Linked DNA regions of Homo sapiens: all the other regions are linked to region 3. Evidence: chromatin loops called from intact Hi-C (ENCODE). Cell type or tissue: heart left ventricle. All regions are shown on one strand.

Evidence for each region. Hi-C counts contacts between places; a loop is a spot of excess contacts. Peaks named below come from ENCODE experiments on the same cell type or tissue, not always from the same donor. Only the 100,000 strongest peaks of a DNase experiment are listed, where the experiment ranks them.
Region 1: a loop joins it to region 3, with 5 times the contacts of the local background. A loop is called at or near these places in 7 of 110 quality-filtered maps.
Region 2: it touches region 3 in a loop (2.7-fold over the local background); 41 of 110 quality-filtered maps call a loop at or near these places.

The regions. Positions count from the first base shown.
Region 1 is chr21:45,195,295-45,203,294 of GRCh38, forward strand. The region is part of intron 8 of ADARB1 (adenosine deaminase RNA specific B1); the gene reads left to right. Among named protein-coding and RNA genes, the nearest start is that of LINC00334, 35 kb to the right of the region's middle. RefSeq lists an enhancer at 7,533-8,000. In heart left ventricle, no CTCF peak of the experiment used is centred here; a DNase peak (open chromatin) is centred at 4,937.
Region 2 is chr21:45,274,046-45,282,045 of GRCh38, forward strand. It overlaps POFUT2 (protein O-fucosyltransferase 2), which reads right to left. Exons shown (of 9, transcript NM_133635.6): 5 at 4,058-4,124; 6 at 2,972-3,097. Among named protein-coding and RNA genes, the nearest start is that of POFUT2, 9.8 kb to the right of the region's middle. RefSeq lists an enhancer at 5,516-6,715. In heart left ventricle, no CTCF peak of the experiment used is centred here; DNase peaks (open chromatin) are centred at 3,184 and 7,866.
Region 3 is chr21:45,137,084-45,145,083 of GRCh38, forward strand. All of the region lies in intron 2 of ADARB1 (adenosine deaminase RNA specific B1), which reads left to right. Among named protein-coding and RNA genes, the nearest start is that of ADARB1, 67 kb to the left of the region's middle. RefSeq lists an enhancer at 1,591-1,885. In heart left ventricle, CTCF peaks have their summits at 187 (motif pointing left), 398, 1,687 (motif pointing left) and 3,445; DNase peaks (open chromatin) are centred at 208, 1,698 and 3,448.

The sequences.
Region 1 (8,000 bases), 58 kb after region 3:
TGGAAGAGTTCTTCATAGATTTATCAGATATGTCTTTTGCAAATATTTTCTCCTAGTCTGTGGCTTGTCTTTTCACTCCCTTGTCTTTCACAGAGTAGAACTTTTTAATTTTAATAAAGTCTAGCAAATCAGTTATTTCTGTCATAGATTGTGCCTTTGATGTTACATCTGAAAAGTCATCACCAAACCCAAGATCATCTAGATTTTCTTCTGTGTTATCTTCTAGGAATTTTATAGTTTTGCATTTTACATTTAGGTTGTGACCTACTTTGAGTTAATTTTTGTGAAGGGTGTAAAACCTATGCCTAGATTCTTTTTTTTTTTTTCTGCATGTTTATGTCCATTGGTTCTAGCACTGTTTGTAGAAAATACTACCTTTTGTCCATTTCATTGTCTTTGCTCTTTTGTCAAAGATCAGTTGACTGTATTTATGTAGGTCTGTTTCTAGACTTTTTATTCTGTCCCATTGATCTATTTGTGTATTCTTTCACCAATACCATGCTGTCCTGATTACTCTAGTATAGTAAGTCTTTAAGTCAGGTAATGTTAGTATTACAGCTTCATTATATTCCTTCAATACTGTGTTTGCTCTTCTGGATTTCCCTTTTTATATCAGCCTTAGGAACAGTTCATCAATATCTACAAAATAACTTGTTGAAATATTGATTGGGATTGTGTTGAATCTCTATGTCAAGTTGGACAGAACCAACGCTGAGTCTTCCTAGCCATAAATATGGAATATCCATTTATTTAGTTCTTTGATTTCTTTCTTTGGAATTTTATAGTTTTACTTATACAGATCTTGTACATACTTTGTCAAATTTATACCTAAATATTTCAGTTTTGGGGGTGTTAGTGTAAATGATGTTGTGTTTTTAATTTCCAATTCTGCTGTTCATTGCTGGTCACAGTTAATTTTTGACCAAGGCACAAAGGCAATTCAGTGGAGAAAGAATAGTCTTTTCAACAGTGATGCTGAAATAAGTGGATATCCCTGTGCAGAAAAAAAAAAAGCAAAAAAAATCAAGCAACCAAACAAATGGACTTCACTTATATTTTGCACCTTATACAAAATGAATTTGTAATGGGCCATAGACCTAAATGCATAAAAATTCTGGAAACAGGAGATAATGTTTGTGACATTGAGTTAGGCAAGTTTTTAGCTACACTAAAAAAGACTTTCCATAAAAGGAAAAAAACTGTCAAAGTTTAAAAATTACTTCTTTCAAAAAGCACTGTTTAAACAGTGAGAAATAAACTGACAAACAGGGAGAAAATGTTTGCAAATCATATATCTAATAAACGATTGGTATCCACAATCCACTGTTACTCTCAAAACGCAACAAGGGGAAAATAGTTTTTAAAATGGGCAAAATGTTTGAATGGACACTTCACCAAAAAAAGATACACAAATGTGAAATAAGCACATGAAAAGCTGGTCAACACCATTAGTCACTGATGAAATGCAAAGGAGATGCCACAACACATCTCTTGGAGTGGCTGAAATTAAAAAGACTGGCCAAACCAAATGTTGACAGTGATATGGAGGAACTGGTACTGTCATCCACTGTGGCTAGGTATGTAAATAGAACAATCACTTTTAAAGACAGTTTGACACAGCCAGGCACGGTGGCTCATGCTTTTAATTCCAGCACTTTGGGCCAAGGCAGATGGATCGCTTGAGGTCAGGAGTTCGAAACCAGCCTGGCCAACATGACGAAACCCCATCTCTACTAAAAATACAAGTATTAGCCAGGCATGGAATCCCGTCTACTCTGGAGGTTGAGGCAGAAGAATCACTCAAACCCAGGAGGCGGAGGTTGCAGTGAGCTGAGATTGCGCCACTGCACTCCAGCTTGGGCATCAGAATAAGACTCAAAACAAAACAAAGAGAGTTTGACAGTTCCTTAAAAAGTTACAGATATGGCCAGGCGTGGTGGCTCACGCCTGTAATCCCAACTCTTTGGGAGGCCGAGGCGGGTGGATCACAAGGTCAGGAGTTCAAAACCAGCCTGGCCAGTATGGTGAAACCCTGTCTCTACTAAAAATACAAAAATTAGCCGGGCATGGTGGCACACACCTGTAGTCCCAGCTACTCAGGAGGCTGAGGCAGGAGTATCGCTTAAACCTGGGAGGTAGAGGTTGTGGTGAGCTGAGATCACGCCACTGCGCTCCAGCCTGGGGAACAGAGCAAGACTCTGTCTCAAAAAAAAAAAAAAAAAGTTACAGATATGCCTGCCATGTAGCCTAGCCATTTCACTCCTAGTGGTTTACCAAAGAGAAATGAAAGCGTATGTCCACGCAGACTTGTAAATGAATGTTTGTAGGACTTTCTTTGTAATAGACAAAATAGTCAAAAACTGGAAGCAATCCACGCAGCCATCAACCGGTAAATAGATAGAACAGACGGTGGCATATCCATGCAGTGGAGTACTACTGGGTGAAAAAAAGAACAGTGATACACACTACAGCATAGAGAAATCTCAAAATAATTACGCAGAGTGAAAGAAGCCAGATGAAAAAGAGGAATTACCATACAGTCCCATTTGTATATATCTCGGGAGAATGCAGACTAAGCTGCAGTGGCAGAAAGCAGGTCAGTTATTGCCTAGTGGGGACAGAACGAGATGTAAGGAGACAGGAGGTTTGGGGAGTGAGGTCACATGGGTACATACAAATGTCAAAACTTACCACAGTGTCCCTTTAAGCGTGTGCAGTTTATTGTATGTCAGTTGTACCGCAGTAACTCCAGGGGAAGAAATCACATGAGAAAATGCTTATATAAGTAAATGACAGAAAGCACCACAACTATATGAATTAGAAAAATTCAAATAAGTTAGAAGGATGCAAACAGTAAAGTTAAGAGCAGAAATTAGTTTTGTAAGCAACAAAGATGTAGCAGTGAGCAGTAACAAAGCCTCTAAGATGTCAGTACTTAGAGCAGGCAGGTTGATTAAAGTCAACAGAACCGGTGAGGCTGATCAAGAAGACAGAAGGCACTACCAAAACGTATCTGGAATGAAAACACGGATATCCTTCAGGGTCCAGCAGAGATTGCTACAGTGGAGAGTCCTAGACACTTCAGCACTGATAGGTTTTAAAACTGAGACAAAATAGAACATTTTCTAGAAAAGTGTACATTGCTAAAAGTGACTTAAGCATATGCAGAAAATTGGAATAGAACTCTGCCTATTAAATTAAATCACACACACACACACACACACACATACACACACACACAGAGAATAAATTAAGAAAATAGAAGGAAGGAGAGTCTGTGGAGAGAGGGGAAGTGGTTGGCCCAGACAACATTGAGTGAGTTCTAGACATCGTTTGTGGGATGATGATCCCCATTTTATGTAATATTTTCCAAGGATAGAAAAGTAGGGAAGAATTCTGCAGCTCATTGTGTGGCTCATAACTCAAAGGTTACTACAACCTTTATCTCCACACCAGACAAGGACAGTAAAGGAAAACAAAACAACAACATGTCATGGAAATACACATTTATACACTTACATTATCTTTAAAAATTTAGCAAGCCAAATTCTATTTTATATTTTTTAAAGCTTCATTAATTCCTCTTAAATCTATCATTTCAATGTGATTTTAATAAAAATCTTATTTTTTCATAGTACTTAAAAGTTGAATCCCAACATGGCAATAGAAAACTAACAATATAAAACCATAGTAATCAAAAGTGAGTGGTAATTTTCGGCAGAACAGTGGCACAACATACAATCTGAAAAGACCTGCAGACCCATGGGGCAGCACTGGTGATCAGGCCTGCCTGTGTTTAAAAGAAAATGTAAACTAGATGGAGGCTTGTCTCTCTCACAGAAAATTAAGTCCAAAAATAGGTGGCCCAGAGAAGCTCTGGTGGCTCCATGGTCTGGAGCCTGATCCCTCTTTGTCCCGCACCATCTAAGAGGTCTCTTCTGAGTTCAGGGTCTTCATAATCCCTAGAGCTGACGAAATCCCTGAGTACCCAGTCTGAATTCCAGGCACAGGGACACTTCAGCCAGCTCAGCTCATCATCCAGAGCTCAGGCACAGGGCTCCACTCGCTATGGGGCAGCTGGGGTGGCCGGGCTTACACACTCAGCCACCTGGAAGAGGACTGGGGCTCTGTCATGCAGGAGGAAGGGAAGAAAGGCAGGGCTGCAGCCAGCAGTCTGTGCTAGACGTGGTGCTCGCAGAAGACATGGACAAAGTAGCCAACGACCAGTCCTGGAGAAACAGGCTGTCTGTGCAGAGAAGCAGCCCACCATACACTATCCAAAGCACATGCTAGGACAGTTAAGGACCTGAGTATGCAGAGCAGTGCCTGGCAGTTGCAGGGTTCTTCAGTAAGGCACAGAAAACCCCAATTATAAAGAAAAGTGAATAAATTTGACTAAATTAAAATTTCAGGAATTATTTACTATAACCCACATATTTGGAAAAGAAAAGCCACATATTGGGAAGAGATTTCTGATGTCTCATGTGACCAACAAAGGATTCGACTTGGTTACAGGCTGACTCCTGCACCTGCATAGCACAAAGCCATCCATTTGGAGGATCCTTGCTGGGGCGTGGGGATGTCACACACATAAATGCAGGAGTCGGGGCTCATGGACCTGAACCCTTCAGATCCAAGCCTTTTATTATATAGTAATTAGACTTTACCTCAAGGAAGAAACAAACACAAGCTGATAGAACCTAGCATGGGTGGGCCAAGAAATAGCAAATGGCCAGAAAAGTTGCCCGGAAAGAGCCCTGGTGGCCAAAATGATGCCAGTTGGCTGCAGCTGTGTCCCTGCTCTGGGAGAGTTGAGAGTGGGGAGCAGCCACCTTGGAGGGCCAGGTGGATGGGGCTGGGTGAGGCTGAACTGTTCCCCTTACACAGGACACAGTGACAGGCAGAGGGCCCAGGGCCATGGTAGGTTGGGGGTGGGGTGGGAGCCACAGCACTGCCATTGGAGGTCACCAGGGTGTCCATCCCACTGGCAGGCAGTTTGGCGGTGAATGCAGCCCCAGAGAGTTGTCCACAAGACCATGGGGTGAGAGGCTCCCATGGGGTTGGCCACCCCACGGTGATTATGTTGGCGCGGGAGCCGTGGGAAGGAACGAGAGTCTTGGTTCAGATGACCTCGGCCTGTGTCCTCAGCTGCACAGAGCTGTGGGAACAAACAAGACCATCCAGAGGAGGACCAGCAGCCTGTCTATTCAGAGTCGGCTATGGCAAGGGGGCCAGAGCACTGTGTTGGGCAGACTCAAAGGCACGCACAGGAAGGGGGATGGCTTTATTGTAGGGAAAGGGGGAGGCTTTGGGTATGTTCTGATGGAGGTAGGGGAAGCCAAGATGGGCTCTGCAGAAGGTGGCCTCCCGTGCAGCTGCTTGAAGAACCCAGGGGCATCTCTGGCTGGTCCTGGGTTGAAAGCAGGAAGGAATGGGCGTGGGGCAACCACTAGGAAGCTGTAGTCCTTCCTGAAAGCCTGGCTGACTGGGCCGAGTGCTGTGGAGGCTGTGGTTTGGGTCAGAGTAGTTCTCCTGCCCTGTGTGGTCTGGCCGACGTCTGTCTGCAGCTCAGTCTCTCAGGCCGGGCCCTTTACTGAATCAGGGGACAGATCAGATGATAGCAGTCTGGACTCTGTTCCTAAAGAAATGGCACAAGGAAAATGAAAGACGAAGAAGGCCAGGCACAGATGCCTAGACCCGGGTGCACTGAGCCGAGGCCATGCTGTGAGAGTGGGGACACCTGTAGGTTCCTTGGGTGTCAGCCAAACACACTTCATGGCACGCTGTGAGTGGGCACCTCCCATGGGGTCCGCAGGACAGGTGGCTGTGGACATGTAGTGGGTATCTCTAGGAGACGTCCTGCCTGCAGTCTTGGCAGAGCTTTACTTGTTTTATTTGCATGGACGCTGACTGTGTCTGACACCCTCTCGCTGGCGCTAGGCGATTTCATCCTGATGAAGTTTGTCCCAGCTGTCCTTTGTGAGGTGCATTAGTGGAAGCTGGTGCCACACCATTTCCCACCCAGGGCCTCTGCAGAGCTGTAGACACTCTTGGAATTCTCTTTCAAAGCATACGTTCAGAATTAATGACTCCTAACAAATGAAGGTTTCTGCAGGATCACTGCTTTAAAGTTTGCCCAGAAGACCTAATTCAGCTTAAAGATGCTGAGTCCATAGAGGCTTCTAATCTGTAGAAGAAAGGGGCCTGTGTTTCTTAGAGGTATTGAATCATTTCATGCTTTTTCTGTAAGTTAGGGAAACCTTCATTTTCATTTCCATTTTGGAAGGTGGAAGGAATGTGTCATAGGAATTGGAGGATTTGTCCATTCGACACATATTTATTGATCTTCTGTATGTGCCAGGTACATATTGTAAGTGCTGGGATAGGTCAGTAAAGAAAGCAGACAGAAACCTCTTCCTGCACTGGGGTAGGATGGGAGCAGAGAGTCCAACATGGATCTGTAAATTATGTGGAAGTCAGAATGGGGTTGGAGGGCTTGGGCGGCAGGGAAGGGAGACCTCAGGCAGCAGGTAAGCAAAAGGCTTGAGTGGCTGGGAAGGGAGGCCTCCCTCAGAACGGCTTTTGTACAGGGACCTAAAGTGGGGGCAGCCATGGCTGCCTCTGGGATTGGTGTTCCAGCTGGTGGACCTGTGGACAGAAGCTTTGGGCAAGCAGCAAGGAGGTCCCTGAGGGTGGCCAGAAGCTTGGGGACAGGTGCAGGGTGAGAGGTGACAGGGCTGGGGGATCTGGCCGGAGGACTGCTGGCATTTTCTTGGGAGCCACTGGACTGTTTTGTGCCAGGGAATGGCCTGTGCTGGCCCACGTGTTCACAGGGGTCAAGAGGAGAGGGCTTGGGGCAGGCACCGGGTTCCCCTTAGGAGAGGGCGTCATGACACAGGCAGGGGGGCATGACTTGACCCATGGCGTAGCAGTGGCAGTGGCCAGAAGTCAGGTCCTATATCTCTTCCAAAAGTGGATCCCAGGTGATCTGCTGATGACTGCTGTGACAGGGATGAGCAGGGTGAGGGTGACCCCAGAGTGGGGACTGAGCAGCTGGAGGTCAGTGCTGGGGCATATCCAGAATGAGGCGTAAACAGGTGAGGTTGGCGGCTGTTTGTCATGTGCTGCCTACCCCACTTGCCAGCTCTGCCCTGCTAGGTTCTTGAGGGGGCATGGAGTGGCCCTGAGACTTCAGGCCTCCAAATACAACTGTGGGCATTGTCAGGCAGAGGCTGTGCCACGGAGTGAGTGACAGAGGGGGGATATATGGAGGCTGGTTCCAGTCTGGGCGTCAGCCTCCTCCAGTCTCAAGTCCTGCCACATCCGCAGATCTAAGCCCGAATGTTTCTCATCTGCCCTGGCCTCCCTGTCCCCACACTGCCCAGTCGACCTTCATTTCTGACCTGTACTGCTGAGCGTCTTCCCCTGCAGCGTGTGCTGAGCATCTTCCCCTGCAGTGCGTGCCACACTGTGCTGAGCGTCTAACCCTGCAGCGCGTGCCACACTGTGCTGAGCATCTTCCCCTGCAGCCTGTGCCACACTGTGCTGAGCGTCTTCCCCTGCAGCCTGTGCCACACTGTGCTGAGCGTCTTCCCCTGAAGCGCATGCCACACTGTGCTGAGCGTCTAACCCTGCAGCGCGTGCCACACTGTGCTGAGCGTCTTCCCTTGCAGCCTGTGCCACACTGTGCTGAGCGTCTTCCCCTGCAGCGTGTGCCACACTGCTGAGCGTGTAACCCTGCAGCGCGTGCCACACTGCTGACGCCACTTCGTAAAATGCGCATGCGCCAGCCCCTCCCCTGAGACACTCCATGAAATTAGATTGGGCCACTCCAGAGGCCTCTCTCTGCCATCTGAATACCGCCCCCTCCCTCATCAAGCTCCTGGCTGCTTAGGGGCCCCTGCCCTGCCCCTCTGCCCTGGCTGCCCTTGCTGCTGTCCTGTGTCCCCTGCCCCCCAGGCTGGGACATGCGTTCCTCCCTCAGCCTCACAGCCCCCTCC
Region 2 (8,000 bases), 140 kb after region 3:
AATTGTATACCTAGGAAACCCTAAAGACTCATCCAAAAAGCTCCCAGATCTGATAAATGAATTCAGTAAAGTTTCAGGACACAAAATCAATGTACACAACTCAGTAGCACTGCTACACACCAACAACAACCAAGCTGAGAATCAAACCAAGAACTCAACTCCTTTTACAACAGCTGCAAACAAACAAACAAACAAAAACAACCAAAAAAACCCACAAAACTTGATCTCTACAAGGAAAATTACAAAACACTGCTGAAAGAATTCATAGACAACAAAAACTAATGGAAATACATCCCATGCTCATGGATGGGTAGAATCAATATTGTGAAAATGACCATACTACAAAAGCAATCTATCAGTGCAATTCCCATCAAAATGCCATCATCATTCTTCACAGAACTAGAAAAAACAAAAACCTAAAATTCATATGGAACCAAAACAGAGCCTACATAGCCAAAGCAAAACTACTAAGCAAAAAGTACAAATCTGGAAGTACACAATACTCAACTTCAAACTATCCTACAAGGCTATAGTTACCAAAACAGCATGGTACCGCTATAAAAATAGGTACCTAGACCAGTGGAGCAGAAGAGAACCCAGAAATAAAGCCAAATACTTACAGCCAACTGATCTTCGACAAAGCAAACAAAAACATAAAGTGGGGAAAGGACATTCTATTCAAAAATGGTGTGGGGATATTGGCAGCCCACATGTAGAAGAATGAAACTGGATCATCAACTCAAGGTGGATTAAAGACTTAAATCTAAGACCTGAAATCATAAAAATTCTAGACGATAACATCAGAAAAACTCTTCTAGACACTGGCTTAGGCAAAGAGTTCCTGACCAAGAACCCAAAGCAAATGCAACAAAAACAAACATTAATAGATAGGGCATAATTAAACTAAAAAGCTTCTGCACGGCAAAAGAAACAATCAGCGAACAGCTCCCAGAGTGGGAGGAAATACTTGCACACTTTGCATCCGACCAAGGACTAATATCCAGAATCTACAAGGAAATGAAACAGATCAGCATGAAAAAACAAATAATCCCATCAAAACATAGGCTAGGGACAGGAATAGACAATTCTCAAGATACACAAATGGCCAACAAACGTATGAAAAAATGCTTAACTTCACTAATGATCAGGGAAATGCAAATGAAAACCACAACAGGATACTACCTTACTCCTGCAAGAATGGCCATAATTTAAAAACCCAAAAATAATGGATGTCGGCACGGATGCAGTGAAAGGGATACTGCGACACTCCTGGTGGGAATGTCAACTAGTACAACCATTGTGGAAAACAGTGTGGAGATTCCTTAAAGAGCTAAAAGTAGAACTACCATTTGATCCAGCAATCCCACTGCTGGGTATCTACCCAGAGGAAAAGAAGCCACTATATGAAAAAGACACTTGCATATGCATGTTTATAGCAGCACAATCCACAGCTGCAAAAACATGGAACCGGCCTGAATGCCCATTGACCAATGAGTGGATAAAGAAAATGTGGTACATCAGCCATAACAAGGAACGAAATGAATGCATTTGCAGCAACCTGGATGGAGCTGGAGACCATTATTCTAAGTGAAGTAACTCAGGAATGGAAAACCAAATATTGTATGTTCTCACGGGAACTAAGCTATGAGGATGTAAAGGCATAAGAATGACACAATGGACTTTGGGGACTCGAGGGGAAGAGTGGAGGGGGTGAGGGATAAAAGACTACACATTGGGGACAGTGTACACTGCTCGGGTGATGGGTGTACCAAAATCTCAGAAACTACCACTTTATCCATGTAACCAAACACCACCTGCTCCCCAAAAATGATTAAGGCTAAAAAAAAAAAATGATAAAATAAGCCAGGCACAGTGGCTCACGCCTGTAATCCCAGCACTCTGGGAGGCCAAGGCGGGTGGATTACTTGAGGTCAGGAGTTTGAGACCAGCCTGGCCAACATGGGAAAATCCTGTCTGTACTCAAAATACAAAAATTAGCCGGGTGCGGTGGCACGCGCCTGTGATCCCAGCTACTCGGGAGGCTGAGGCAGGAGAATTGCTTGAACCCGGGAGGCAGAGGTTGCAGTGAGCTGAGATCGTGTCACTGCACTCCGGCCTGGGCGACAGAGTGAGACTCTGTCTCAAAACGAAAACAAAAACAAATTAATTAAATAAAATTAAAAATAAAATTAAAAAGAATAAAAAAAAAACACTGAAAAGAAACACAAGTGGGATAAAAATGAAAAAAAATCTTCTATATTTTTTCCCCAGTAAAAACTGTCCAAGTAACTTAATTATTGCTGGAACAATGAATGCTATTCCACTTGGAAATAGCTCAAATACCCCATAAAGAACAAGCGAGTAAAATGGCACTTCTATGAAAGTTTTGTTTAAAAAACGCTAAAAACAGACACTGAAAATGCTTAAAAACAATATCAAGTTGAAAAAGCAACACATTTGTTGAAATTACATCACAGAAAAACTCAAACTTTCAGAAAACACTTAAAAATATATACAAAGAATAAGAAAAGGATGATTCTAGACCAAAACAGCACTGATGGTGCTTTTGGGTGAGTCCAGGTGAACGCTGCTTTTTTCTCTTTATCAATCAAGTCAAGAGGGAAAAAGGCCGAACGTGCCTCTGACCACCTCGAGCTCCTGCTTCCGCGCTCCTGGCCTTGCCGCGCTCTGAGAACACCTTTGAGTCCGCTGGGCCTGCCATGACTGCCCGTGTTACTAAAGGTAAAGCCAGGCCGAGTGACTCCCTGAGTCTGCACATGACGAGGGCCCCAGGGTCCCGGCGCCTCCCGAGAGCAGGTCATTACTGTGACTCACATTCCAGAGAGGCGCCGAGGCATCCACGCCCACAGACACGCCAACCCTGCTGTGACTTTACATGGAAGGCCTGAGTGTGGGGCATCTCCAGAGAGACTTTACCTTTTCTCTAATTAACAAAAGGGAGGGGGGCTACCTTCATCTTCATCCAGTCCTCCTGGAAGGGGATCCTGTCTGCGTCGTCCGTGGAGTTGAGATGTCTGCTCCTGAACTCGTCTCCCACCTCCCGCAGGTGCCTGGCAAACACCATGCTGCGACGGGTCTGTGGAAACGGCGACGGCTCGGCTGAGAACACGCCCGCCCGCCACGCAGCCCTCCCGGAGCGGGTTCTCCTGTCGCTGCCACCACCCACCCCCGCAGCTGGAACAAGCCCCTCAGACACGTCATCCACGGTCGCCTGAGAAGCAGCGCCATCCACGGTGGAGGCTCTTGGAGGGTCTCCTGCATGAAGCCAACGCAGGGCAAGCCGCCCACCCCTGCCGGCTCTGCCAGCCCCTGCCGTGGGAAGCTGCGGCACACACTGGGCTCAGCTGGCCGTTGCCCCTGGCTGGCACAACTGTGTGCAGCTCCTTCCCCTCAGTCTCTCCCCAACTCGACTTCTAGCTTAGGCGGTTAGCACATCCTGCTTTGCCAAACGGGGTGGGACTGACCTGCACAAAGTCCCACGTGAGCAGGGACTGTGTCTCCTGCAGGCAGGTTCCGGCTTTACAAGCTGCTGCCCTGGTGAACACGTCAGCAGGCCTGCTGTGTCCACGGGAGGGGGCAGCCACTTCCCGCCCTCTGCTCCCACTCACTCACAGAACCAGGGGTGGCTATGGGAAGTCACCCCATCAATGCGGAAATCAACGCCAACGGAAAAGACCCGCTGCAGAGAATAGTCCCACCTTTCAAAGCTAAAGAGAGGAGAAAGGAGGGGTCTACGTTCCAGCCACTGACGGAGTCACTGACTCCGGGGCTGACTCCAGGGCGCTGCCACCGCATTCAGGGCCTGTGGCATCAGAGGGGAGAGCTGGGTGGCCCTGCGGGCTCCCGAGGACCTGGCTCTGCAGCCACGTGAGGCTTGGGGGTGGCACAGTCACCGCAGTTGCCCAAATCCATGGCTTAAAATGATGGTTTTAATCAGCAAGGTTCAAAAAGAGCTGTCGACTGTTTTAAATTTTCAAAAGCTAAATAATGGGCAACATACACTAACTGAGAAAAACGCTCCCGAGGAAACACTCACATCCCAGTATTCTTTCCCTCCATAGTGGTCGTGAAGTAGGTTCTCGGCTCTGTCTAACATCACGGACCTGTTTTTAAACAACAGAAGAATAAACAGTTATAAGAGTTAAGGATGATGACATTCACACTCTCAGAGCACAAACTGGGAGAACCCCGGGCCGAGGAAGCAGAGACCAAGTCTCCGAGGGACACTAACCAGGGCGCGTTGGGTGGTTATGGCTGAGACACAGGCAGGCTGCTGTCTGGCCTCCACACCACGGTTCTGAGAGGGCTTTAATGCCTACTGTCAACGAACAGAATGACATCAGAGAAAAGTATCTCCTAATTTGAGGAGTGTATTTGACAGTGGGCAAAAGGCTTGGAATCCAGGATCCACCGACGGCTATGGCAAGCTGCAGGCGTGCCTGAGGAGGGGAGGGTGGGGGAAGGTTTTCTTTGACAAAAAGGAGAGGTTCACATAAGCTGCCTGGAAACAAATTCACTGACTCGAGCTCAAAGCCGGAGCTGCATCTGTTCCGTGGTAGAGACGCCATTCCTGGGCAGGCATTCTTTCCACAGCGTCTCGTCCGAATTACTGCAACCCTTGTCCGGTGGCAAACCTAGTCCCAGGAACACGGGCACACGACTGAAGCAGCGGCTGTGAAAGGTGAGGTGCGTGAAGCACGTGAGGAACGTCCTGGGGTTATTTCAGAGAGCCCTCCAGCTGGCCTTTATCTCAGACTCGCAGGCAGGTGCCTCCTCCTCAGTGCCTTCCTTGCTCCAGTTTGGGTCTGACAAGTCATCCTGGTGCCTGTGACTGTCACGTTACCTAATTCCACGTGGGAAGTGCCTCTCCTATTCCAGCCATTGAGCCAACCGTCTCACCAAACTCCCCCCAGGGCTCTTGATGCAAAATAAAAACGAAACACACAAAATGGACCGTGAGCAAATAGACCTGAATATTGGGGTGGTAAAGGCTGGAATACAAAAACGCAGAAATTTTTAAGGAAAAATAAAAATTTTAATTTTGGCCAGGCGCAGTGGCTCACGCCTCTAATCCCAGCACTTTGGGAGGCCAAGGTGGGCGGATCACGAGGTCAGGAGATCGAGACCATCCTGGCTAAGACGGTGAAACCCCGTCTCTACTAAAAATACAAAAAAATTAGCCGGGCGCGGTGGTGCATGCCACAAGTAGCCCCAGCTACTTGGGAGGCTGAGACAGGAGAATCGCTTGAACCCAGGAGACTGAGGTTGCAGTGAGCCGAGATCGCGCCACTGCACTCCAGCCTGGGCAACAGAGCAAGACTCAGTCTCAAAAAAAATACAAAAAACAAACAAACAAAAAAATGTAATCTCTACAGAGAAAAAATGAGCAACATATCTAAGTTGGCATTTTATAGAATAACATTTCAAAAGGCTTTTAAAGTGTAGTTTTACTCTGAAATCAAAGAAACACACACGAACAGAGCAAGGATTCCACATTTTGCTACTGGATCCACACAGATGGAAGCTCTCGGCCCTCGTGGCTGCCTGGGAACCAGCCGTGCACGGCCACTGCGGGGACTCTGAGGACTGCACCAAGGGCACACCCAGCCATCCTCTTCTGGGTGGCATCCTACAGTTTTACGCCCTCATGGTTCACACAAAGACTCTTCTACAGAAACCTGGAAACAACCAAAAGCCACATTTTCTTCCATCTGTACACAGACAACTGCAAAAGAACGAGGTGATGTCCATGTGTCGTAATACCCAGGTGAATGGCTGGGTGGGAAGAAAGGGCAAACTGAAAACCGCATGGAGAGGGCACGTGTGGTGATTCCACGTGTGTTTCAAAAGATGGCTGCATGCACAGGCGGCCATGTGAGGCGATTTCTGGAGAGATGGGTGTAGCTGGATTCAGTGGGTGCCTCCGGCCCTGCTTCTAATGCCGTTTTAAGGGCTTTTTATGAAATGCAATACTGCACTTCAAGACGCACATTCCACACGGGCGCGGGTAGAGGACATTCCGCACGGGCACAGGTAGACAAACTGCTCCAAAATGAACACGGTGCAGCCCCCACCCGGGTGGAGGAACAAGGAGGAAGAAAGCGCTTCACACACTTGCTCTGCCCCGTCCTCAGGGGCCTCCCCGGCATCCTCCCATCTCTCCCTCCGATGCACGGGACTGTCTTTGACCTTCATGCACATGGAACATGACTACATTTATCTTTTTCTTTTTTTTTACTGGGCATTATATCTTGATTTCTCTTTGTTGAACACGGCAGCAGGTTGCCCATCTTCAGCTGTGGATCTACCACACTCTATCCAGTGCGTGGCTGAGGGGTGCACGTGTTTTCCTGGTCCGGGGAGGCTATGAACGTTCCTGGGCAGGGGTCTGCGGGTGCATGTCCCGCATTCAGGGTGCACTGGGTTCCCAGGGTTTTACCAGATTCTTGCTCCAGGAGCAGCCTTTGAGCCCCTGCAGGCCTGTCCTCCCGACAGCGGTTGGTTTCCCGAGCATGACAGCAATGGGGGCACCTGCTCGCATTAACAGCAGCTGTCCTTACTCCTGAATCGCATGGATCCTGTGTTGGACTCACCTCACCCCAGGCTGCCCGTCCCTCACTCGCTGAGTTTCGTCTCAATTGCACGGATCCCGTCTTGGACTCGCCTCACCCCAGGCTGCCTGTCCCTCACTCGCTGGGTTTCGTCTCAATTGCACGGATCCCGTCTTGGACTCGCCTCACCCCAGGCTGCCCGTCCCTCACTCGCTGAGTTTCGTCTCCTGTATCCCAGAGAGTCCTTAGTTTATCAAATGTGCTGCAGGACCTCCCTCTCTGAGGCCTGTCTCCATTTTTCTAATGGACAAAAGTTCTTGATTTTAAAGTAACTGGCTTTACCAATCTTTCTTTTTTGGTCCATGCTTTTCCCATCTTGTTGAAGAAAGCTTTCTGCCCCACGGTGGTGAGGCTCCTCTCCTGACGGCTTGATAGCTTCACCTTCCCATTAGGGCTTTAACCCCCGGAAGAGACTTTCCCTGGGTGCTGGGGGCAGATGACCTCACCGCCCATCATCAGCCTCCTTTTCCACTGCGCCTTTTCCCCCTGCTCCCCGGCAGAAGCGTTTCTCCTAAATCAGGACCATCTAGTTGGAAGCCCCCTCTGGGCTCAGCTCCATTCTAACCTGTAAATGTGAGTCAAAAAAACTGACTGGCAAGACTGTTCCACAGGCCCCAAACGTAGGCAGACTGGCTTCCAAAACCCGAATATTGTCATGAAATGAACCCAGTCCCAGGACAACATTAAAGCTGCATCTCAACAACCAAAACAATTCAGCCTAGCTCCCTCCACAACCTCTGAGTTCTGTCTGCAACAGCCGGGCTGGCTGAGCAGCAGACACGCGGGCCTGTGATGGAGCCACCTGCCTTCACAAAGGCCCAGAGCAGCTGAGACCATGTGGTCCCGGCCCGCTGGGGCCAGCGGCAGCTGTTACTGACCAGGGTGATACCGAGCCAGCTGTGATGTGCAACAGGATCGTGGCTGATGGCCTCTAGAGGCACACACAGGGCACGACAGCAGACAAGGCAGCCTCAACGTGGGCAAGTGCGAGGGGCACCCGTGCCCTGCTATGCCTGGTCTATGGGAGACGCTCACAGTGCCTGCTGGGGGATTCAGAAGACCCAAGGGAGGTGACGGAGAGGGTCCCAGTCTGCAGCAAGTTCTAAGAACGTGGCCATCAACAATTCCCTCCAGAGTTTACGACATCATCAGGTACTGACTTGTCTGCAACCCCAGCCTCCTGGGTGGACCCTCGAGGCCCAGCTCACCAGGCCGGCGACCACTTGAGGCAGACGCATGGCCAAAGGTGGCTGCATGATCCTCCCCAGACCCGTGAGGCAGAAAACAGATCAAACAGTGGGTGTTGGGTGTGGGGAGGGGGGAGGTACTGGTAAAAGCTGCCCAAGTGCTACAAATCGAGAACAGTCT
Region 3 (8,000 bases):
TGCTGTGCTCTGAGCATGACTAAACTAAAAGTAATGAATCCAGACCTTGAAGACTGGTGTGTGTGTAAAAGGCAAGAAGTGAGAAGATTCACGTGTAGATCCAGGACAATCTGAATTTACTTCTGTTCAGTAGTTCCCAAAGGCTTTTTCTACATGGAGGGACTCGGAGTGACACAGCAGCTCCCTCTTGTGGGCAGATTCCCCTGTGTAAGGTGCTGGAGGCTGAGGTTCCAGCCTGCAGCCGCTTGTGATCCTGATATGTCGAGAGTTCTGGAAGACTGATGACTGCTGACCCCCTTCTTAACCTACGCCATCGCCATGCTGGTGGTGGGGATGGGGCTCTTGGCCATTCCTGCCCCTTGGCTGCCCTTCCTTGGTCTGAGGGTACGTGGGTGGCCCTTCGGGTGTGCCAGGAGCTTTGTGCTTTAGTGACCAACAGTCCCCTGATGTGTGAAGGCCCATCAATCCGATTTAAAATAAAACATTTGAAGTCTCTTCAGAGGACGGTGTGAGGATGTCTGCGTTCAGTGATGGAGCTTGGCCTCTGCCTTGCCCCTGATTGAGGCTCTGAGGGTTCAGATACAGTCTCTGCCCACTGCATGTGAACAGCCTGGTGGGTGTGGAGGGGAGGAAGCCTGTGATGATGGTGGCACTGTGAGGAAAGTGGGGATGGAAGGAGGTGTGCCCAGGAGGCAGGGCAGGAGAGTTCATGGATGTAGGGTTGCAGCAAGTCTGGAAAGCTGGGTTTGTTTTCCAGGGAGATGGCATGGGAGGTGGGCACCCCAGGCAGGAGGGGCTCTGGATATGACTCCAGAAGCCTGGTGGGCTGGAGGGGAGGGAGAGGCTGGGCCTGCTGGGGGCAGGAAAAGGGCAGACCTGTGCTTAATTTCAATTTCTATGGGAGTGATGCCCTCAAACTTAGAAGGGCTTTTGATGAGAAGCGATAGAGTATAGCTCTTGCCCTCCTCAGTGGCATCACTGATTTTTTAAAATGCATTTTAGATATTTGTATTTCTATATTAATTAGTATTAGGATTGGCTATAAGTGACAGAGATGCAACATAATAGGAGCTTAACCAAGAGAAAGGGCTGCATCCTGCACTTGCTATTGTTTGATTTATGAACTTTAGACATTAACTGTGCACTGTTAGTTCACATGGAGGAGGATTTAGCTCCGTGACGTTTCTCCAACCTTCTTTTCCTGTATCATTTAGGATTGATTCTGGGTGAAGGTCACAGCATGACTCACAGTATCTTACACACCTTGGATGTATATACGCACTTCTTATGTCGTAAGTAATCCAGAGGGAGGAGTTTGCTAGAGCTAGTCCAGAGTTCAGCCATCTTAGGGCTCTGGGTGAGTATCGCTGCAGTACAGCAGCAGCAGCTTTAGACACCACTTCTGTGTTTAAGGCAGGAACAACTGAGAAGGAGCAGGCCGTGGAGCTCTTGTCTATTCCTTTTGTCAGAGACATTGTGGAAGCCCTCAGCATATTTTCACCTGTCTTTCACCAGAACTGTGTCTTTCTCCTTGGCAAGAAGTGTGTTTTGTGGCCAGCTTTAGTCACAAAAGAGACAGAAAATGAGCCTTTCATTTTTGTGGCACCCTTGGTAGAGGGGTAGGGGAAAGGGCTTCAGGACGAGCACTGGATCAGCTTACCAAGCCTGAAACCACGCCCCCTGCTGGTCATCCTAGAGACTGAGTGGCCCATGTGCTCGTGGCCTGTGGGCCCTGGGCGGCCTCTCAGTTTCCTGCATGGAAGGCAGCAGAAGCACTTATCTGGCCCTCAGCTCCTCGGTGGTGTCAGTTTGTCTGACCTCTGTCAGTTTGTTGTCTTCTTTTTTTTTTTTTTTTAAGACAGAGTCTCGCTCTGTTGCCTAGGCTGGAGTGCAGTGGCACAATCTTGGCTCACTGCAAGCTCCGCCTCTCGGGTTCAAGCGATTCACCTGCCACAGCCTCCTGAGTAGCTGAGACTACAGGCGCATGCCACCATGCCTGGCTAATTTTTGTAGTTTTTGTAGAGACGGGGTTTTGCTGTGTTGCCCAGGCTGGTCTTGAACTCCTGGGCTCAGGTGATCCACCCATCTCAGCCTCCCACTGTGCTGGGATTACAGGCGTGAGTCACTGCTCCCAGCCTTGTTTGTCTTCTGTGTTACCAAAGTAGAAAACTTCTTCTGTTCTGTAACCTTGGTTCAATCAAAGTTCCAAATTCATAAATGGCACTTATATTATTATGACGATTGCTGAAAGTCATGCCACAGTTTAATTTGCTTTATACTTGGATTTGGTATACTTGATTTTTTGGTTCTGTTTTCTCTTTTTCCTGATTTCCTTGATTTTTTTGGTTCCGTTTTCTCTTTCTCCTGGTTTCCTTGATTTTTTGGCTCCGTTTTCTCTTTTTCCCATATTCTTGCCTGGCATGGAGTGGTAGAGCAGAGTGGGGAATGGAGTTGAGTTTGGATCCAGCGGTCGAGCAAGTGTCTCAACTCCCATGCTCAGCTTCCTCCTCTGTCACGTGGGGCAGGGAAGGTGCCTGTCGGGCGCAGCGAGCGTGGTGAGTGGTAGTGTGGGGCCGCGTGCGCCCGTGGGCCCTGAGCATCAGCACTTCTGCCTCTCCGTGTTCTCTTGTTGAGAGGGACCACTGCCTTTCTTATGCTATCGCCAGCCTTTTCCAGCTTATTCATTCTGTTTCTTGGAACCCATTTAATTCATTCTTCTTGAAATATGTGTATTTTCTATTTTATTTCAAATTGAGACTTACCTTTCTTATAGAATTTGTTTTCTTCTGGGATCTCTTGATTTTTTTAAAATTGGATTTACTGAGGTAAAATGTACAGACAATAAAACTCTTTTTTTTTTTTTTTTTTTTTTTTTTTGACACAGAGTTTCGCTCTTGTCACCCAGGCTGGAGTGCAATGGCATGATCTCTACTCACTGCAACCTCTGCCTTCCAGGCTCAAGCGATTCTCCTGCCTCAGCCTCCCTAGTAGCTGGGATTACAGGCGCCCGCCACCATGCCCGGCTAATTTTGTATTTTTAGTAGAGATGGGGTGTTGCCATGTTGGCCAGGCTAGTCTCAAACTCCTGACCTCGGGTGATCCACCCACCTCAACCCAGCCAAAAATCATTCTTCTAAAGTGTGCACTCTAATATATTCTGACAAATGTATGCCAGTGCCACACCACCAAGCAGCTGAGGTAGAGAATATTCTTACCCCAAAAAGTTTCCTCTTACCCCGTGCAGATGTCCTACCCATCAGGGCCCAGGGCGACCTTGTCTGATGTTGATGTCCCATCAGATGGTTTGTATTCAGCAGAGCACCTAGACCAGGCTGTGAGGTACAGGTCCGCCCCTGGCAGCCCATGCCTTGTAGCTTCTGGGTGGCTCCTGGCTTGGTTGCTGTGGTGTGGAGCGTTGAGTGACCTCTGCAGAACAGCAGATGGTGCTGTAGGGCCGCTTCTAAGACTCAGTGGAGGAGGCTCAGTGGCGTTCTGAGCGGTGGCCACCAGGACAAACCTCTTGTCTTTACACCATCTGTGTGTGTGTGCGTGAGTGTATGTGTGTGTGCATTCCAGTGTGCGTCCAGAAGCCAGTTTCCTTCAGAAAGCTTTCTGTTCCCTGGCTTCATTTTTACCATTTAGAGGACCTGTGAAGCAATGAGATGGAATACTTATAGCTGGTTTAATTCAGTGAGTGATCTGAATTGTAAATAAAATTTTATCAAGTAATTTATAAATTTGATATAATAAATTAAGTCTGCGGAAGGGGCTGATTGTGTTATGGAATGAGAAGTTTTGTACATCTTTTGCAATTCTAAAAATTGTGGCCAGGTGTGGTGCTCAAGCCTATAATCCTAGAACTTTGGGAGGCTGAGACAGGAGGATTGCTTAAGCCCAGGAGTTTGAGACCAGTCTGGGTAACATGGTGAACCCCTGTCTGTACAAAAAATAAAAGTAAAAATAAATTAGCCAGGCATGGTGGCACATGCCTGTAGTCCCAGCTACTCGAGAGGCTGAGGTGGGAGAATTGCTTGATCCCAGGAGACGGGTGGCAATGAGCCAAGATTGTGCCAATGCACTCCAGCCTGGGCGACAGAGCGAGACCCTGTCTCAAAAAAAAAAGTTGTGACTTTGCTGTGTAGTCTTTGTGTAACATAATTTTATGATTCTATTGTTTTAAGCTTAATATTCCAAATAGGTAATAATTATGTTAAAATGCAAAAAATTAGCCTATACTCTCATGATCTAAATATGTAGTAGTGGTTTTACAGAATATATTTCAAAGGATTGCCATTCTGTTTTATTTTTAGTAGCCAGTTATAGAAAGCATTATTTTTAAATAATGCCTAAGAATCTTTAAAGAAATACCTGTCAATGTATGTTCCAGTTTAGTATCAAATTTATATTCAGAGCTCATAAGAATTTAAAAAGTTTCCCAGAGTCTGTAAATGGGGATGGAGCTGTCCTTCAAGGGTGATAGTCCCCCTAGGTTTGAGTTGTCCTCTGCTGCTAGCATAGTACCACCTGAGCTACCTGTGGGCCACCTTCACCACCCGTGGGTCCCTCCAGCCACCCCAGGGACACCTTAGCCTCCCTGGGTCGCCTTAGCCACCCCTGGGCCATGTTAGCCACCACAGGATCACCTTAGCATCCCTGGGTCACCTTAGCCACCCCAGGGTCACCTTAGCATCCCTGGGTCGCCTTAGCCACGCCTGGGCCATGTTAACTACCACAGGATCACCTTAGCATCCCTGGGTCGCCTTAGCCACCCCAGGGTCTCCTTAGCCATCCCAGGGCCACCTTAGCCACCTGTGGGTTACCTCAGCCACCAGTGAGTCACCTTAGCTACCCCAGGATCACCTTAGCCATTTGTGGGTCACCTTACCCACCCTTTCACCTTAGTCACTCATGGTCAGCTTAGCTGTTTGTGGGTCACTTAGCCACCCCTGGGCCACTGTAGCCACCTCTGGGTGTCCTTAGCCACCCCCGGGCCACCTTGGCCACTCTGGGTCACCTTGTCTACCCCTGGGTTACCTGAGCCACCCTTGGTCACTGTCTGTGGGTGCTTGCTTGCTTTAAGCCACATTATGCTACTGCAGCTAATTAAGGTCGCTCAATTCAAGTGTCTCCTTTTTTTGGGCTCCTGCCTTCTTTTTGTTTTTCAAATCGAACACCCGCTATACTCATTTGAGAAGTGTAGACTTTGATTTTTAACCCTAAGTTGCATGGTAAAGTCACCTTTAAAGCCAATGGAAAAAGCTTAATTGAATTCATTTGTTTGAAGAAGTAGAGGAATGTTGCAAGTAGACTGAAAGTTATACTTAGTCTGTTCTGTTTGAAACCATTCTCATTCAGAAAACAGAAATGTGTTTATGTAAAGAAATATGTTACTTGACTTAATATTGTAAGGAATCTTAATTGAGAAAATAAGTAGTTGTGTTTTTTCTTTAACTGGGCAGCATTGTAGCGGGGTGGAGTGTGGGTCCCCAGGTTGGAGAGCTCTGGATTTGGAGTGGATCCTAGCACATGGCCACCATGTGACCTTGGGCAGTGACTCAGCCCAGCTGGCTGCCAGGCTGCTCCCCATGAGGTGGTGGGAGCCGTGTGGGATCTGCCTACTGGGTGTGCAGCTGCTGCGGCCTAAGCGGCGTCCTTGCTTGGTCCCCCCATGAACTCAGGGGTGTGGCCTGGCTCCGTCATGTGTTTTGCAGGGGGATCTGAGGGGCCCAGAAGGTAAGAAATTGCCTACGGCCCTTGGCTAATAGAAGAGGGAGCAGGGCTTTGACCAGGGGGACCAGCTAGTGACTCTGTGCTGGTTACTACTTTACCAACACCATGGCCATGCTGCACAGCTGTGCAGCCTCCACCCACAAAGGCCAAAGCTCCAATGGCATCTGCGATGCTTGTAAAACAAGTAGCAGCCGTGTCCAGCCTGCTGCTCTGAAACCTCAGTCTCCTTTACTGAGATTTGATGATGTTTAAATGAGCAAATGCATGTGTAGTGATTGGCAGGTGGCCATCGCTCAGCCGACTTTTCCTGTGCCCTCTGCTTCGGCAGGTGCCCTTCCTGGCTCCCTGCTTCTTCCTCTCCTAACCTCCTGGCACTGTGCTCCTCACTCAGGAATTGCACCCAGCATCACCTCTGCAGGTGAGTCCCACACCTTCCCCCTGCTCTCCAAACTCAGACCCCAAGTCCAGCAGCATCTTCTCTCAGGCATCTATAGACCTCCACAACTTAAGACATCCAAATTCTCATTCCCTTGCCTTGCCATAATCTTCCCATCTCAGCAGCTCCTTCCTTCCAGGCTCTCAGGCTGAAGGTGGCCTATCCTTTCTTTTCTATCCCACATGGCAGCCAGGAGGCCTGTGGGCGGTGCCTTCAGGACATGCCTCTTGTGCCCCTGTCCCCTACTCTGGCCTGAGTGTTCCTTTTAAAACTAGGTCAGAACTAGATTAAAGCCCGTGTCCAAGATGCTGCCACAGTCTCTTGCCACCATATGACTGCCATGTCCTCACTGTGGCCCAGGAGGTCCCATGTGCAGAGCCGCTGGACCTCCGTCTCCTCTCACTCTCTGTTAACTGTGCTGCTGTCAGACTGGCTGCCTGGCTGTTCCTGGGCGGTTTCAGGTGCTGCGGCTACCTAGAACCTTCCATCTTCCTTTCTTCACTCTTCCCAGAAGAGAACACTCTTCCCAGCTGTCTTACGGCCAGCTTCCTCACCACCTCGCTGCAGTCTTTTCCGCAATGGCATCGCCACTACTGCCCTCCCACATCCAGCCATCATCCTAGAATAACAGCCACTGTTGTCCCCTGACACTTGACGGCAGTTCATCTTTTATGACCCCCATTGTCCCCATTGTCAGTTGTCTTTTTTTTTCCTTATTAGAACATAAGCTCCAGGAAAGCAGATGTTAACGTCTTTGTTCACTGATGTATCTCAGGCATTTAGGACAGTACTGGTACATAGTAGATGCTCAGTAAATAGTTAGATGAATGAATATTTGCTACTTTTCTTATTGACAGACATTTCTGAGGTACTTTAATATTACGTTAAGTAATGTTACAATTTCCCATGTGTTGATTTTATGTAAATAATGAGTAAATTACTCTCATAGAGATTTTAGAATTCTAATAAACTCATATTTCCCCTTCTTATAAGAGTAGAAAAATGCTTTTAAGAGTTTTCCTAAATTAATATTCTGGGAACATTAAATTTTAGAACTTTACTCTGAGGGCATAGATAAAAATAAAATTAATTAGATACCAGGAATGTCAGATGCTAAATGGTGTATGGCTATTTGTGACATTCTCCTAGAATTAAACAGTTATTAACTTGCAAAGACATGGCAGCTGAAGTCAGAAATTGATGAACTTTTAAAGTTGGGAAAAAAAGAGCTTTAAGGTATCTTATTAAAATTGTAAACTGTCAGTTTAATCATCATAGAAACCATACCTGATACAGTAAATCGTTGCTATTCTGCTTTGAATTTCTGGATTCTCATGAATCAGACATTCTATTTTTATGTTTCTCTTCAATAATCCTAAAGGTGGAAGAAAGAAATGGGAAGAAAAAGGAAGAGAACCATAGCTACGTTGTGAGGGCATTGCTTCAACTCTGGTAACTTCATGTGAAATGACTACAAAATGAATTAATATGCAGTAAGAGAGCCAGTGCCCCACCAGGGCACCTTTCCACTTGCTGGCACACAGATTTACCACAATTAGGATACTGCTTGTCCTGTCATGCCGGGAGAGTCTAAATTACTCTGACTTTCAAGAAACCAAAAATATGCATTTTTGATGTTAGGAAGATTTACTGTGCATTGGGCTGTGTCATTTGATGAGGAAAAAACCAAATGATCTCTTTATGAAAATGAAGGTAAAATATATGTAAATGCCATTTTAATCTAACTTTTTATATGAATGTAGAACAAATATCAAACAGGATTATACAGTGTGATAGTCAGGAAAGTAGCATGCTTTTGTGTTTTATAGACTAG